2 separate regions of the Homo sapiens genome follow, and region 2 is linked to region 1. Evidence: read pairs that join two places in POLR2A ChIA-PET (ENCODE). Cell type or tissue: Panc1. All regions are shown on one strand.

Region 1 (8,000 bases):
GGCACTTGCACTTGTATGTTTATTGCAGCACTATTTATAATAGCAAAGTCATGGAATCAACCTAAGTGTCCATCAATGGAAAATTGGACAGAGAAAATCTGATATATATAATTGAATACTACTCAGCCATTAAAAAAAAAATCATGTCTTTGATGTCTTTGCCAGCAAATGGATGGAACTGGAGACCACTATCTTAAGTTAAACAATTCAGAAACAGAAAGTCAAATACCGTATGTTCTCACTTATAAGTGGGAGCTAAACAGTGCACACACATGGACATAAAGAGTAGAATAATAGACACTGGAGACTTGGAAAAGTGAGAGCATGAGAGGGAGGTGAGGAATGAAAAAAATTACCTGTTGGGTACAATGCACACTATTCAGATATTGGGTAAACTAAAAGACCAGACTTCACCACTATGCAGTTTATCCATGTAACAAAACTGCACTTGTACCCCCTAAACCTATTAAAAAAAATTAAAGATTATCCATGAAAAGTGATAGTTTTTAATATCTATTCAAATTTGGTATATCAGTTAATAATATTCCTCTTTTTATGTTGCAGGAGCAGGAGAATCTGGGAAAAGTACTATTGTTAAACAAATGAAGTAGGTATACATCTGTCTCAAGTGTTTAATATTTGATGTCTGTCCATGTATTTGACCATTCTTAAAATACATGCTTTTGTAAATGCTGATTGACAATCTTTTCTAAATCATGGATCATAGAGTGGTCATAGTTCCTGTGCAAATATACCTTGTATCCTTTAGCAGAAAGTGTAGCAGATGAATAATATTATAATTTCCATTTTTTAAAATGTGCCTCTCAATAAGACAAATGCTTAAAGCATTATATTTTAGTCATATTAATCTGGGGATATCAAGGACTTTATAATCTGATCATTAACGGTAAATATTTTAAAATGTCAATCAATCATATATTTGATTTTTTGAGGAAACAGTATTTTTAACCTCATTAGCATTTTGCCTACCTGGGAATAAAATGCTTAATTACTATCATGAATTGTGATGTATTTTTGCATTTGTTTCTCTACTTTTTCCTTTTTATAATGAAATAACTAGACCTGAATTCCTTAATAAGGAAATAATGACAAAAGAATGCAGTGTCTACCTGAATAAAAAGGTAATTGATAAGTAAAGGTAAATGGGTGAAACCTCATGGCTTTGTTACTGCTAGAGAATTTTAAAGGATAATTGTGGCTAAAAAGAAGTAAAAGAAGAAGCAGAAGAAACAGAAGCAGCAGCAACAACAGCAGGAAGAGAAGGAGGAGGAGGAAAGGAGGAGGAGGTGCAGAGAGGAGGAGGAAAGAGGAGGAGGAGGAAAGAGGAGGAGGAGGAAAGAGGAGGAGGAGGAAAGAGGAGGAGGAGGAAAGAGGAGGAGGAGGAAAGAGGAGGAGGAGGAAAGAGGTGGAGGAGGAAAGAGGTGGAGGAGGAAAGAGGTGGAGGAGGAAAGAGGAGGAGGAGGAGGAAAGAGAAGGAGGAGGAACAAAGAGGAGGAGGAGGAAAGAGGAGGAGGAGGAAAGAGGAGGAGGAGGAAAGAGGAGGAGGAGGAGGAAAGAGGAGGAGGAAGAGGAAAGAGGAGGAGGAGGAAAGAGGAGGATGAAGAGGAGGAGGACCATTTTTGAGCATATTTTTAAATTATATGTTAAAGGATCTTGTTCTTTGGGCCATATTTTATAAGGGAGTGATGCCTGCCAGTCAATAATGAAATTGGTTTCAATCTAAGACACTGTTTTCCTTTTATGTGATAATCTCATGTAAGTTTTATATCAACCAATATTTAAGCTTCACTTATCTGCAACCAAACACCTGATCTTTCCTACTGTCTCTGAAGAACAGAGCTCCTTTATTCTGTTCCCTGGGATTGCACCATTTTTGAGTTTTTAGGACCATCCTTGCAACTAAGTCATCTGGCATTCATTTATAACATTTCCACAGTATCTGCCTGCTCTTGTCTCCCAGGCTGTGATCATGCTTGAACCTCTCTTTTTTCATTTCTCCATTCTCTATGAGCTTAAATAAAGAAAAAAAAAGACCAATTATTTGGCTGCGTAAAAAATAAAACTTTTAAATATAGTAAACCGTAAATAAAATTAAGCCAAAATTAGAGAACAAGAAAAAATTTATAATAAATATGATAAATAACTGGTGACTAGTATATAAAGGCCCATAGATTGCTAAGTAAAACAATAAGCTTCCCAATATACATAAATGGGGATAGGCTATGAATAGAGAGTATAGAAATGACAAAATTCAATAGATAATGTATTTTAGTGTAACCTTATTATAAAAGTTAAAAATCAGATCACTAATGAGGTAATTTTTCATTGTAGTAAATTGACAAACAATAATTTTAAAAAATTACCCAATAATAATGAGATTTTGAGAAATGGATATTTTTAATTGCTATTTGTAAAATTATATATTACAGAGAATTTATAAAAATAATATCTTTAATATACATAGTAAGCTGGGAAAATTATTGATCTAAATATGTTTCTGAGAATTGTCAAAAGTAATAAAATATGCATAGGCATGAAAATAAAATAATTCAATAATATAAAAGCCTGTATAAAAGGCTTATATCACTATTTAAGATAATGAAATATGGGATAGAATAAAGTGCCACAAATTAAAATAAAACATAAGCAATTAGGTTGCAAAGTTACAGGACTATTCATTCTTCAATTGCAATATTATATAACTATTACAAATCATGTATTAATCTCATGTATATGAGAAGGTTTTAATATGAGAAAATGCTATGTTTACTAAAAAAACAGGTTACAAAATTGCATTAACATTTTATTTTTTATTTTATTTTATTTATTTATTTAATTTATTTATTTGAGAAAGGGTCTCGCTCTGTCGCCTAGGCTGGAGTGCAGTGGCACAATCTTGGCTCACTGCAACCTCCACCTCTCAGGTTCAAGCAATTCTCCTGCCTCAGCCTTCTGAGCAGCTGGGATTACAGGTGCCTGCCACCATGCCCAGCTAATTTTTTTTTTTTTTTTTTGGTATTTTTAGTAGAGTTGGGGTTTCACCACATTGGCCAGGCTGGTCTCGAACTCCTGACCTCAAGTGATCCACCTGCTTCAGCCTTCCAAAGTGCTGGGATTACAGGCATGAGCCACTGTGCCCGGTGCATGAACATTTTAATCTCAAGTATGATCAAATAGATACTTTTTTAAAATGAGAGAGCATTTACCAGTATTCAAATAAATTTTCTCTCAATAGTGGAATTTAAAGTTCAAAGCACCTTTGCTTTTTAATATTGTTAGGCTTTTCACATTTTCTACAATGAGCACTTCTTTTATTATTTAAAAAGAGCAAGTTTCCTGTTCTGCTTTGTCTTTCCTTTTCTCAGTAGAATTTCTGTAGAAAATAATCAAAATTAGCTCTCTTTACTTTCCACTTTCAGCCATTTTCATCACACTTTTGCCTCTGGTAAGTTGCAGAAGTTGCCCTTACGAAGATTATTTATTATGTCATCTTCGAATAGCCATTTTATTTGAAGTCTCCTTAAGTCCTTATGTTAATTCCAGATGACATCACTTTTCTCACTTAAAACTTTTCTTCAGCTTCTAGAACTCTTTCCCGGTTCGTCTAACTATCTCCTTTATTCTTCTAACTCTATCTCTGACTACATTTAAAATGTTAGTGTCTCTACTGTACCAGGAGATGCTGGCACTTCTCTACTTACTCTGCACCTTCATCAAAATGAAAACTGCTAGAGTTCTATGATTTTCACCAGAATCTTCAAGCTGACTGTTTCAGAATATTTCTTTCAAACTCACACACTTTGTCTAAACTAGAGAGGCAGATACATCTACTGCTATATTCTCTGGCTAGGTCCAAATCAGAATAAACATTAAACTTATCTCCCATCTGGCCTCTATCGCCCTAAAATTAATTACAACAACGCCAGCCTACAACGCAATAAATCTCAGCATAGTTATGCTAAGCCTTCACCCTTTTACCAAGTCATGCCACATCTACACAATTTGTCTCCAAACATGTCATTGATCTCCATTGGTCATCATTTCTGACCTAGATTAATTCAGTATCTTCCTAAGGAGCTTCTACCTCCCTTCTCTTCCCTTCATTGCATTATCCACACTGCCATGAACTGATCCATTTAAAGCTGATTTTATCTCCTGAATTCAACTCTTCACCCTTGCTGTCAAGATCAATCTCCTTGCCATGGCACACAAGACACTGGAGCCCAGTTCTTGCCGATGTCTTCATCCTCCTGTCCTGTAATTTCTCCCCTACTTCCTGCTTCACTAATGCTGACCTTTTATAAGTCTGTAGACTAACACACTATAGAAGGCTGAGCATCATGGCTAAGATCATGGACTGTACATCAGATTGTGTTTGTGGCCCAGGTGTATCACAAACTAACTGAATAAGTTGGGGGTATTTGCTTAATTTATCTATGCTGACATTTCTTACTTATAAAATGTAGATCATAATTGTATCTACTTTAAAGGGCTTATTGTAAGAAATAAGACAGATGAAGTGCTTACAATAGTGCTTGGCACATATTGAACACTTGAAAATTGTGAGCATCTATTTGCTCATACTGATCTTTCTTCCTACAATGATTCTCTCTCCTTTTGACCATCTAGGAATAACTATCCTTGAACAATCAGCTGATTATCACTGCTTCCGGGATGTCTTCTTTGATACCTTACACCTAGTAGAGTTTATCACTTTTTCTTTTCTATAGCATCTTACTATATGCAGAGTTTGTTCCTATGCATTATCATAATGTTTAAAAATCTCTTTATATGCTCTGCCTTCTTATAACTCAGTCCTCTTCAACAGAACTTTGTGGGATGATAGGAAAGTTCTCTATTTTGCCTTGAAATATGGCAGCTGCTAGCCACATGTGGCTTTAGTAGCCACTTGAAATGTTGATAGTGTGATTGAGAAACTAAATTTTTAATTTTACTTAATTTTAATTAATCATCTAGTGACTAATGTATTATACAGAGGAGCTCTAGTCTATGGTTTTGGGAAGGAGAGACTTGTATAATGTATTTCTTTAACACATAACACAGTATGTCACAGAAAATGCACAGTAAAAGCTTATTAATTTCAACAGACCTCAGAACCAACTTTGCAGTTGGAGTGCTCTATCTCACTGAAATTTATATATGCATCTCCTGGAAAAACGATGTTGTTTAAAGTCCCACTTCAACTGGACATTTTAACTTCTGTTTTTATCATTTTTCTTTGTGATAAATGTTTCTTCATCTTCTCATAGTAATCAGAACTTGTTTCATGAAGATAACCTAAGTGCCTCATGTTTATTCACAGTTGCCATTTTAATAATAATTTTCCAAGTTCAATTTGACAGAAAACTGGGATTTCTTTAATAAACTTATTCTTGATCTATCCATAAAGACATTTTACTGCATTTTTTTCTACAGCCTTTGTCTATTTTATTTACTTATGTAAGTTATTTAATGGTTTAATGCAGCAAGACAAACATGACCATGTTTAAAGTAGAAGTTCAGCAATGATTTGTAATCAAATATAAAAAACAACAAATAACAAATATAGGCTGTGCCTTTACTCCTTTCAGTTCAGATTTCTTGTATAGGAAGCTTCTAATATCTTCAAAGACATTAAAGAGGTGTTTATGCTCTTTTCCCCCCATGCTAAAGCCTTTATACGTGTAGACACAATATAAATCTTTAGTAATATGACATCCAAAAAGATGCCTAATGAATACAAAGGACTTCAAGACAATAAGAGAAAATAGAAAGGAACAAAAAAAATTATACAATAAAGATGCAAAAATACGTAACTGGCATATCTAACGATTTTAGCTTTTGATAGGTAAATCTATTTTAAGCTATTATTCGAAAACTACTAGTAAAATCTTGAGTTTGGCTGAATGAGTGGAAGGTAGAGAAGAGTTCAGCCAAATAAAATGTCAGGCATTTCAACTTTTATAACTCAGTGGCACGTACACAGATGGAGAACTGACAAGAAATTTAACAGGGCAATTACGTGTACTAAAAAAGATGCCTTTGTTAATGCTGTAAATAGAAAGCAGGCACTCCTATTTTTCAGCATGATAGGAAAAGTCATGAATGTTCTAAATGACTTCGCTTCCTCTAGACATCAGGTTGTAAACACAAGGTCAAGTTTCAAACTCTGTATATATCTTTGTCCTGGGAATCTAGAAATTTTTCTCTTAAAAAAATAGACTTTCTAAGTATAATGCTTATGATTTACCCATTTTAAAAAAGTATTTTTAAATAACAAATCCTAAGTCTTTTCATATTTATCATGGGTAGCCCAGAAAGAAAATACTGTATAAATGACAATGATAATAAAAGTCCAAAGGCATAAAATTGTTTAGAGTTAGCATATATGTATGGTCAAAATTCCTTTTTAATGAATATATACTGTAATTTTATTCAAGCAACTTAGTTGGATGTGCTTTAGTGTTACAATCAATTATTCAACTCACAGAAACTTTTCATGTTTAAATTATAGGATCATCCATAAGAATGGTTACAGTGAGCAAGAATGCATGGAGTTCAAAGCAGTAATTTACAGTAATACATTGCAATCCATCCTAGCTATTGTGAAAGCCATGACTACCCTTGGAATTGATTATGTAAATCCCAGAAGTGCAGTAAGTATGCAAATAATGACAGCTGTATGTCCTGCAATAGAGTTTGAGCCATAAAATAAGAGGACTTAATAAGTTCATAGTATTAATCTATATCCAAAATTTAAAAATATGAAACATGAATTTTGAAACATTAATTCTGTTTTGTGTAAGATTTCTTATTTTCCTTGAAGTGAAACTTTTTTACTATATACTGTAATATTATTCAACATTAGTTGTTTTCCTGAGGATTAAACTTAATATCAAATAATACACCATAACAAATAAAAATATTGCTTGTGATTGCTAAATACAAAAGAATTTATGGCATAAACACAATTTGCAATATCTCTACATTAATTTTTTTAGTTATGCCATTTCAAAGAGACTAAAAAATGTTTAATAACATAACAATTATAATTAATGTTTGACGATGATTACAAGGTCTGTGTGGCAACAGGGAAATGATTACTTGATAAGTTTTTTTTTAAAAAAGAATTCAAATTGTAGGAGTAAGCAAATGTCTGTATATCAAGTATATTCAAGTAGTCATAGTTCCGTTTGTAAGGTAGCAACAAAATTATTTTCTCCCTACTTTATATTTTGCTATCTAATTATTTTACATTAAATTATATTTGAAATCCACTTACTTTAAAAGTTTATAGGCAGACATATAAAATTATTTGGCAAATGAAACTTACAGTATTATCCAAAGAACCACAGTTGACCCCACCCAAAAAAAAGAGTAACGGAGTAGAATCCACAAGAAGAACTCACCCACTTCCATATGTCCCCTCCAGGAGCAGCTGGGCATCTGGTTACCTCCAGAGGATGCCAGTTGAATGCCTACCAACGTAATTCTTGGAAACCTTGCTATAGAAACAATAAAAATAGAGAGCAAAAGCATAGTAAGGATAAAGAAAGAGGAGTCATTTGAACTCCCTCCCCCAGCTTAGTGGACCTTTTAAATGACCACTGGATCTTGTAAATGACCACCAGAAATCATTACAATTAAAACAAAAACAAAACAAAACAAAGCCTTTTCTGTGCTCTTAATGTAAAGAAAGGGGAAATCCCCCTTTTTCCTGTCACTTTTCTTCAAAGAACAAGGAAATGCTAAGTATGGCCTTCAGGCAGATAGTTTATAAAGCAAGGAGTCAGGTATTTTACTGATTCCCATTTCTAGCTTTCTCCACAGTTTGCTCCAATCTATCTCTCTGGCTACAGTTTCCCTCTCATGTGTAAAAGGGGAACTTGGAGGAGTCGAACTCCAAGATCCTTTTATTCTTTATCTCTCTCTGACTTAGTGATCATGTTCTTATTTAAGTGTAGTTCAGTTATGGATCT
Region 2 (8,000 bases), 190 kb before region 1:
GTCACAGAGCCTGTATGGCCTATACAGCCTAAAATATTTTCTATTTGGTCCTTTACAGAAAATTTGCCAATAACTGTTTTCTTGCTTAGTTACATTTTTATCAGATAAATATTTTATTCAACGTGTGTATTAAACTGAGTCAAATGTAGCTTTAATGTTTAGAAGTGAACCCTACTATTAATACATATTGAACTTACAGAGTTTTTGTTACTAGACAGTTCTACAGTCTGGCAATGAATGATAATAGTTGACTATAAAAGTTTAACTCATCTAATGGTATCAATGTTTAAACCCTCACATCAATTCGCCCATTTCATAATTACCTTTAGAGACTTCCCTTCCCATAAGGACTATAGATTTTCTCTATTACATTTCCCAAGACAGACCTTGCTAATTCTTTTGGCCTTTTGTCCACACAGATCTTAGACCTGTCTATGCATAATTCTTAACCAATTCAAGACTTTTTCAACTAAATGATTTCAAGCAATTATCAAATGATTGGTAAAAGAAATGTATTTGCCATTCAGGTCTTAGACTGCATATGATATTTATAATTCATTATTTAGTTAGCAAGCCTGCTGAACTTCATATTTTGCATGCTGAATTATTATAAACAAACCTTTTGTATTTAAACCCAACATGGAAACCATAGTGTTGCACTGTAAATTACTTAAAGGGAATGTTAGCCTCCAAGTACACTACCAGGCACTATCCGAGAGCTCTGTCCTAAAGGAACAAAAAAATTGTAGAACAATTCAAGATTATTAAATATCACAATTTATTGATCAACTTCAAATGCACAGTGAGAAGCTAGGGCAAAGAGAAAAGATAGATTTACAAGTTTAGGACAGAGTACTAAGGAGGGTAAAAGTCCCACTATATATGAATCCTGAAGTACACAATATTCATATGTTCTGTCTCTCTGTTGCATCAACTTTCTCTTTTAATGGTGGGGTTACTAAAACCAGATTTGGAGTATAAGCAAGGGAGTCCAAAATACAGAAGGGGACTGGTGTCAAAATTAATTCTTGTTATATTGGAGAGACACAGGGGAAAGTATACCTGGCCACAGCTGTAGAGAACCAGAGGCCTGCTGAACAGACATGTCTGTCATTTGTTTTATTCATATTGCCAGCAGGGGGACTAGTGGGACACCTCTTTGACCCATATAAATGTAGTATGTTATGTACAGTTAGTGGCTTAAGTATATTTGACAATTCCATCTCTTCCTGTGTTCAATAAATGCTTTCCTTGATATCTGACATGGTACTCTACTTCCTTAAACTTAGTTTCATCTATGTTTGTCATTTGTTTCCTTTATTAGCAAAGCTAAATGTCCTTAAATAATATGGAAAACAGAAATAGAAGAGCAATACTTTCTGGCAAGAGATTATCTGCAAGAGAAATTTCAGAATCCAAGTAATCCTACTGTGCATTTGATTACTCTGCTGATGCCCTTGTGGCTGACTTGTACTTCTACTAAACAAACTGTGAATATGCTGGCTGCAGGGCTAAGATGGAAAGGCAATGAAAGTGGATAAAGAAACATTCCTAAATTAGCCAGTATAGATATAGTTTCACAAACTCATCACAGCAGCATTTAAAAATAATTTTTCAAGTATCTACAAGGACATATCCAACATTAACCTACATTGGTATTTCAAATTGGTTCTACTCTCAAATAGAGTCCTGCTCCCTAGTCTATATCCAAAGATATATAAATCCTTTTCGTGTGTATTTCCATTCTAAGATGATTCCACAGAAGTCTCCAATAACTGAATTCTATTCTTTAATGCTAATGTGGCAGAGTATGTGAAATTACTCACCACTTACTTCAGAGCCTTCTCTGTTACGTAGGTTCCTCTTTCCACAAATGCCCTAGTCCTCAACCATGTAGAATGAAGACAAGATTAGGGCTGAGGAACAGCTGCCAAACTGTCACTTTAAGCCTAGATAGTTCCAAGCTCAGCTCTTTCATACCGGCCTCATTGACTCTTTGTTTTAGAGACGGGGTTTCACTCTGTTGCCCAGGCTGGAATGCAGTGGTGTGATCGTAGCTCACAACAGCCTGAAACTCCTGGGCTCAAGGGATCCTCCTGCCTCAGCCTCCCAAATAGCTGGGACTACAGATATATGCCATCACACGCAGCTAATTTTTAAATTTTTTTTGTAGAGACAGGGTCTTGCTGTGTTGCCCAGGCTAGTCACAAACTCCTGTCCTCAAGCTATACTCCCACCTCGGCCTCCCAGCGTGCTGGGATTACCGGCAAGAGACACTGTGCTCAGCCTTCCTCATTCACTTTCTATATAACAGTATAGACTTTCTCCACTGTAAATACTCTTTGAATTTTCTTCTCTTTATCCCCTCCCTTGCTCCTGCTCCCTACTCCACTGCAGACATGTGGCAAGCAGGCCATCTAGCAGTCTAGCCCAGTTTTGTGCTCATAGTACAACTCCAGTGCTATTATTCAGTATACATTTATAAAACAGAAAGCTACTGGATCCTGAAGAATCTCTTTATTCAGATGAATAATTTTTATATCAGATAAAGTCTAGGACCTGTCTCCAATTTTAGTATCCCTTATCTGCTCCTAACCTATTCATTACTTTACATGCAGTATATATATTTGTCGTTAATACTGTCAAGTAGATCAAATAACACATTCCAGCAAATCAAAGGAGTATAAAGTTTAATACCACTTCACCCTCTACTCTGCCATATAGATTAGCTTTATTACTGTTTGAAAATATTTACAAGCTCAACAGGGCAAATTATAAAACTTAGTGGGATATTTATAGCAACATTTTCAGGTCTGATGAACTTCCCCCTCATCTCAGTATGTTTATGTCCTTCTGTTAATACATCAAACTAATACCAGCAACAGGTCAAATAAAACTCTTACAGCTAGTCAAACTTCAGTGACTTAAATCAGGGCTTTTCCAAAATTTCGAGTGTCTATGAATTTCTTAAAGATCCTGTTAAACTGTGGATTCTGATTCAGTGGGTCTGAGGTAGAACCAGAGATTCTGCATTTTTAACAAGTTCCCAGGTGATGTTGAGGCTGTTTGTCTAAGATTCATGTAATTAAAGGAAAATTTTAAAATATTTATATTTATCCTATGTCACAGCCCCCTTCATGAGTATGCAGAATGAAACGTTTTGCAATGTGTAGATTGTACTACTAGCATCTGGGAACAGTTGGAAAAAGGAAATAGGAGTGATATGTAAATAAGTCATGAAAGGATAATAGCTCATATAAAACTATAGTAACAATATCAAACAATATGGAAGTCAACTACATTCAAAAATAAAAATAAGCAAAATCATTTTTCTAATAACAAAAGTTTTTATTTTCACAAATATTTTAAAATGCAGCTACCTTTGAGCCACAAAAGGAAAAAGCAGTATTCCTTTTATGTATTTGATACAAATATTAAACATAACTCAGTTTTAGTTCATTAGCTCAGCTCAGTGAAAATAGCTCAGGAAAAAAAAAGTCATAGGTAATGCTATTGGTATATGCAGGAAACCAGAAGCGACGACATTGAGTTCAAAATCCATTTAGAATTGTAGACAGGCCACAAGGGGCAGGTGAAGAGAGCAGCCACAGAGTCACTAATACATTGGACTTCAAACAGAAAAACTGAAATGTCAGTTGGTACACACCTAAAACAAACTCCAACTAGAAAGATAATTATGTAGCTCAGACATTGATAACAGGTTAAGAAATTTGTACGTGCATACTGTTTTTTTTTTTTGAGATGGAATCTCGCTCTGTCACCAGGCTGGAGTGCAGTGACGCGATCTCAGTTCACTGCAACCTCTGCTTCCCAGGCTCAAGAGATTCAGTCTCCCGAGCAGCTGGGACTACAGGCATGGGCCACCACACCCCGCTCATTTTTGTATTTTTAGTAGAGATGAGGTTTCACCATGTTGGCCAGGATGGTCTTGATCTCCTGACCTCGTGATCCACCTGCCTCCCAAAGTGCTGGGATTACAGGCATGAGCCACCATGCCTGGCCATGTATACACATCTTAATACAAATATTTTCAGAGATAACCATTGCGTGATAGCTATTTTTTTTCTTGAAATGATACCCTCCTTCACCCTTTTCTGTCAGAACTGAAAGCTACATAGCTTCTTCTATTTCTTCATGCACTTGTTAGAAGCAATATGCATTAACCTATTTTCCGATGCTGTTGATTCTCTAATCTGTTAATCCATTTGCAGACGCTATTGATTTTCAAACTTAAGTTATGAATACCTGCTATAATTCTGTGGTTAATAACCAGCTTTGGAAAGAAAATGTGCTTCTATCAAAGGGTACAATTTTTCTATGACTAAAACATATAAATTCATCCATGAGCAATTGCAAGTGTCCAAACATTTACCCTTTCTGAACAACATTAACTTCGCCAGGGCAAAACAAAGTCACACATGTAACATATTCCCCAAGTTGCCCCACTCCCACCACAGTGCATATGTGCACACACACACACACACACACACACACACACATCCAAAGCCCAGATTTCATGTAAAAAAAATCTCCCCTTAAGTAATTATTTTTCCTACTGCATATTTTTAATCTCGTTGTCTTTGTATATGAATTGTCTTTCCTCTTATATTCCTTTTACAGAATTTGAGAAATGAAACACTGAGGAATGATAAAGATTATACATGTATTCAAACAATATTAAAGACATATAGGTCAAAACCTTTTCTGATATCTAAATGCTATGAGATCATCCCTGTATTAAGATCTGAGTCATGATTAGTCATAATATACAGGTCAATATGTATATTCTCATCCAATTATCTTTAGAAGTTTCTACATTATATAACTCAGCCCTACATGCCTCAATGATTAAAAAACTTTCCTTTATATTAGATGGACATGTCCACAAATATCCTAATGCAAATAGAATAAACCTTGTATTATCAGAAGAACATGTCTACAATGTTATCTTACATATTAATATCTTGGACAGATACTTCTTTTATCTTCCCAGTTAAAAGGAAAGGCACTAAGTATGCTTTAAGCACCTTCAGAGATGCAAAAGATCTTTCCAAACAGGTAGATTCTTGGTTTGTGGCTTTTCTGTAGTAATGCTCAACATTTACTCTGGCGGCTATCATAAGGAGGAGGCTAAAAGTTATTTTCGATTTTAGTATCCAAACAGGCCAGTTACTATTCCTTTGTCCTGTATCCTTCTGTGGGTAAAACACAAGCTAGAATTTGGTTTATCTTCCCTTTCTATGCTGGAGCTTTTTAGGAGAACTAATGCTCTCAGAATAAGTGAACCCCTGCTCAAGAAACAGAGTTACCTATTAATGTGTCTCCTTATGAAAAAGGAAAAACCTTTGCAATTGTCCTACTGCTGTAAAGGATGAAACCAAATGTCTTTTTGTTCTTCATCCAATTAGCTTAAAAAATTAGCCTAGAACAAAGTGGTAGAAATTTAGAAAGCATATTTCAGCAAGGACTATGGATTTATAAAGAAATGTGGATTCAGATAAAATATACTTCAGAGAGAAAATTAGGATAAACATTTTATGACACAAGAGGAACTAGAAAAAGCACAGGAATTTAAGGAAGAACATATTTTAATGGTTGAAACCTGTCTTTATGAGGCGATTATGACAGCAAAAAATATTATAATGAATAACAATGCATAGTCTACGCTTTGTAATATTTCATACAATAATTCCTTTATCATTTACATCTCTTAATGCTAGAAAAGCATTCTGAAGATGCCAAGCGTAAGTTGCAACTGAGTAAAAAAAAAAAAGCAAAATTTACTCAATTTCCAGAAGAGGTGCAGAACAGAGAATGAAGGTCCTTAAAATATAAACCGCTAGTGTGCTAAAATGATGTCCATTTGCAGGATCAGTGACAAAATATTTAAGCCCATAAAGAAAAGAGTTATACCTGCTGTATGAAGGTATTCATAGAGAAATATGAGTCATAAGCCAATTATTTATAAATGTCTTTCAAAATATTTGGTGCACATGAAATGCAGTATACTGATGGTCCTGGAGACTGTTGCAGTTGAATAGGGCAGCTACTGGGATGATGGTGTTTCCCCCGGATGAGGATGACAGGAATGCAGGGCCTAGGATTTGTTGAGCATGTACACTCTTCTTCTGAATTGGCCACCCAGAAACCAATTATTGAATCAGAACAACACAAATTGGTTTGTGCTTGAGCCAGGTCTGTAGAAACGGAAATCAATTCAGTTGTGGAAATGATGAATTTTAAAAGCTGCTGGGTTTTTTTTTGTGCAAGGTAGAGATTTTCATAACATCTCAATAATCCTTTTGAAATGTGCAGTTGCTTAGTGCAAAAAAAGAAATAGTGCCACCATTTCTTCAACTAAAAGATAAGGTGTGCTTTGTAAAAGTAAAGCATATCCAATTTTCATCCTGTTGGTCGGTATTACCAAGGGTCATGATGTAGCTGGCGCACAAATGTGAAGAATCATTTACTACCTGTAGAGTGGCAGTATATCTTAGATATCATACTTTTTATTAATCAGTTCAGTTTCTCTAGCTGCAGAGAGAAGTTCTCTAACGGACTTCACCAATAGGGCAAAACACATTCCCATTCCAGAAAGGCACATAAGAAGGGTGCTTCAAGACAAGCACACACCAGGCAAGGAACGGTAGCTGAAGTGCATCTGCCCTGGACCAGCATTTCCACACCCTTCAGACCAAGTTCCATTTAAAGGTGTATGTACTACTTTCAAAAGGACCATTGGGTTATTTTCTTGTGACCCCCTGAGTAAAACCACACATTAAAGCTCCACCGTCTTACACTTTGCTACTTCTTACATACCTGTCTTCTTACTTGTTCCTATTGTTTACAAATCTGCCCAAAGATATAATTTTTATGATATTAAGAGCTGAATTTTGCTTAAGAAAATCTACATATCTTTTGTGATTCTTCTAAATCTAGTAAATCAAGTAATCAACAGTTTATTCTCTGCTTGTAAAAAAGGGTAGTAATTTTTCCACATAAAAATCAAATATATAAGCAAAACTAATATATTTGTTGACAAAGTTGCTCCAGCAAGCCTTGAATTTTTCATTATAATTTAGCTATAAATAGACCCAAGGAATCTGACATCCAAGGATCATTAAGCAATCATAAAAATGTATCACATAATTTTAATTCTGAATACTTACTTACAAAACATGTTTATAACTTCTGCATTTCCTTTTATTAAGCATGCTTTCCCATTAGGACAAGTTTTTTTGTTATTTTGTTTTACTTTTCAGCGGATGATCTATTACATAGTCATACAAATACCTTTGTTTAGTCATAATTTGTCAGTAGGCTACTGACAGGTATTGAAGGTAATATTTAACTTTTTATAATGTGAACATTTTAGGCTAGCATTTTGAAGCCATTCTGTCCAAATAGTTTGGATGCAGAATTATTGTCTTTTTGGTGACTAAATAGTGGTAGAAGTGATTAGAACCAAAAATTAGGTTGCCTTTTCAAACACAAGCTCTCCATCTCACAAAAGGAAATTATTGGTCCCCAAATTCCACTTTCACTGATTTATGCTTTGGTCACAAACAATTAAAATGTATGATTTCATGGAACATCTCTAGAAGATAGAATGGATGCTGATGAATCCAGGCTATTGGAAAATCATGAAATTGTATTAGGGATCATGTGAGATAAAGAATCTTTCTTTAGCATGGTACTGGCACACAGTAAACAACTAAATAAGTTATTATAACACACATACTGCTTTTATTTACATTGCCTTGAGGTGGGCTGAAGAAAAATAGGGAGAAAGTAAAAAATTCTCCCCCACAGGCAACACCAATGTTACCTGTGATAACTAAAAAAAGGTTTTCCTTTAGGAAAGGTCAGGCATTCATTCATCTTTAAGAGTGCATGGACACTAATATCTAAAGCATAGAGGCCTAAACTCTTGTACACCACTCTGAGTACTTGGTTCTACTATGTTGAACACTATTTTC

Evidence for each region. ChIA-PET counts read pairs that join two places held together with the same protein. Peaks named below come from ENCODE experiments on the same cell type or tissue, not always from the same donor. Only the 100,000 strongest peaks of a DNase experiment are listed, where the experiment ranks them.
Region 2: POLR2A ChIA-PET joins it to region 1 with 7 read pairs; 3 of 35 experiments call an interaction of 5 or more read pairs at or near these places.

Annotation. Positions count from the first base shown.
Region 1 is chr7:80,487,212-80,495,211 of GRCh38, reverse strand. It overlaps GNAT3 (G protein subunit alpha transducin 3), which reads left to right. Exons shown (of 8, transcript NM_001102386.3): 2 at 565-607; 3 at 6,536-6,677. It overlaps LOC107986812 (a long non-coding RNA gene), which reads right to left. Exons shown (of 3, transcript XR_001745252.2): 2 at 7,431-7,526. Among named protein-coding and RNA genes, the nearest start is that of GNAT3, 21 kb to the left of the region's middle. In Panc1, no CTCF peak of the experiment used is centred here; no DNase peak of the experiment used is centred here; H3K27ac peaks cover 2,389 bases.
Region 2 is chr7:80,674,602-80,682,601 of GRCh38, reverse strand. It overlaps CD36 (CD36 molecule (CD36 blood group)), which reads right to left. Exons shown (of 15, transcript NM_001001548.3): 15 at 3,328-6,218. Among named protein-coding and RNA genes, the nearest start is that of CD36, 40 kb to the right of the region's middle. In Panc1, CTCF peaks have their summits at 945 and 1,145; no DNase peak of the experiment used is centred here.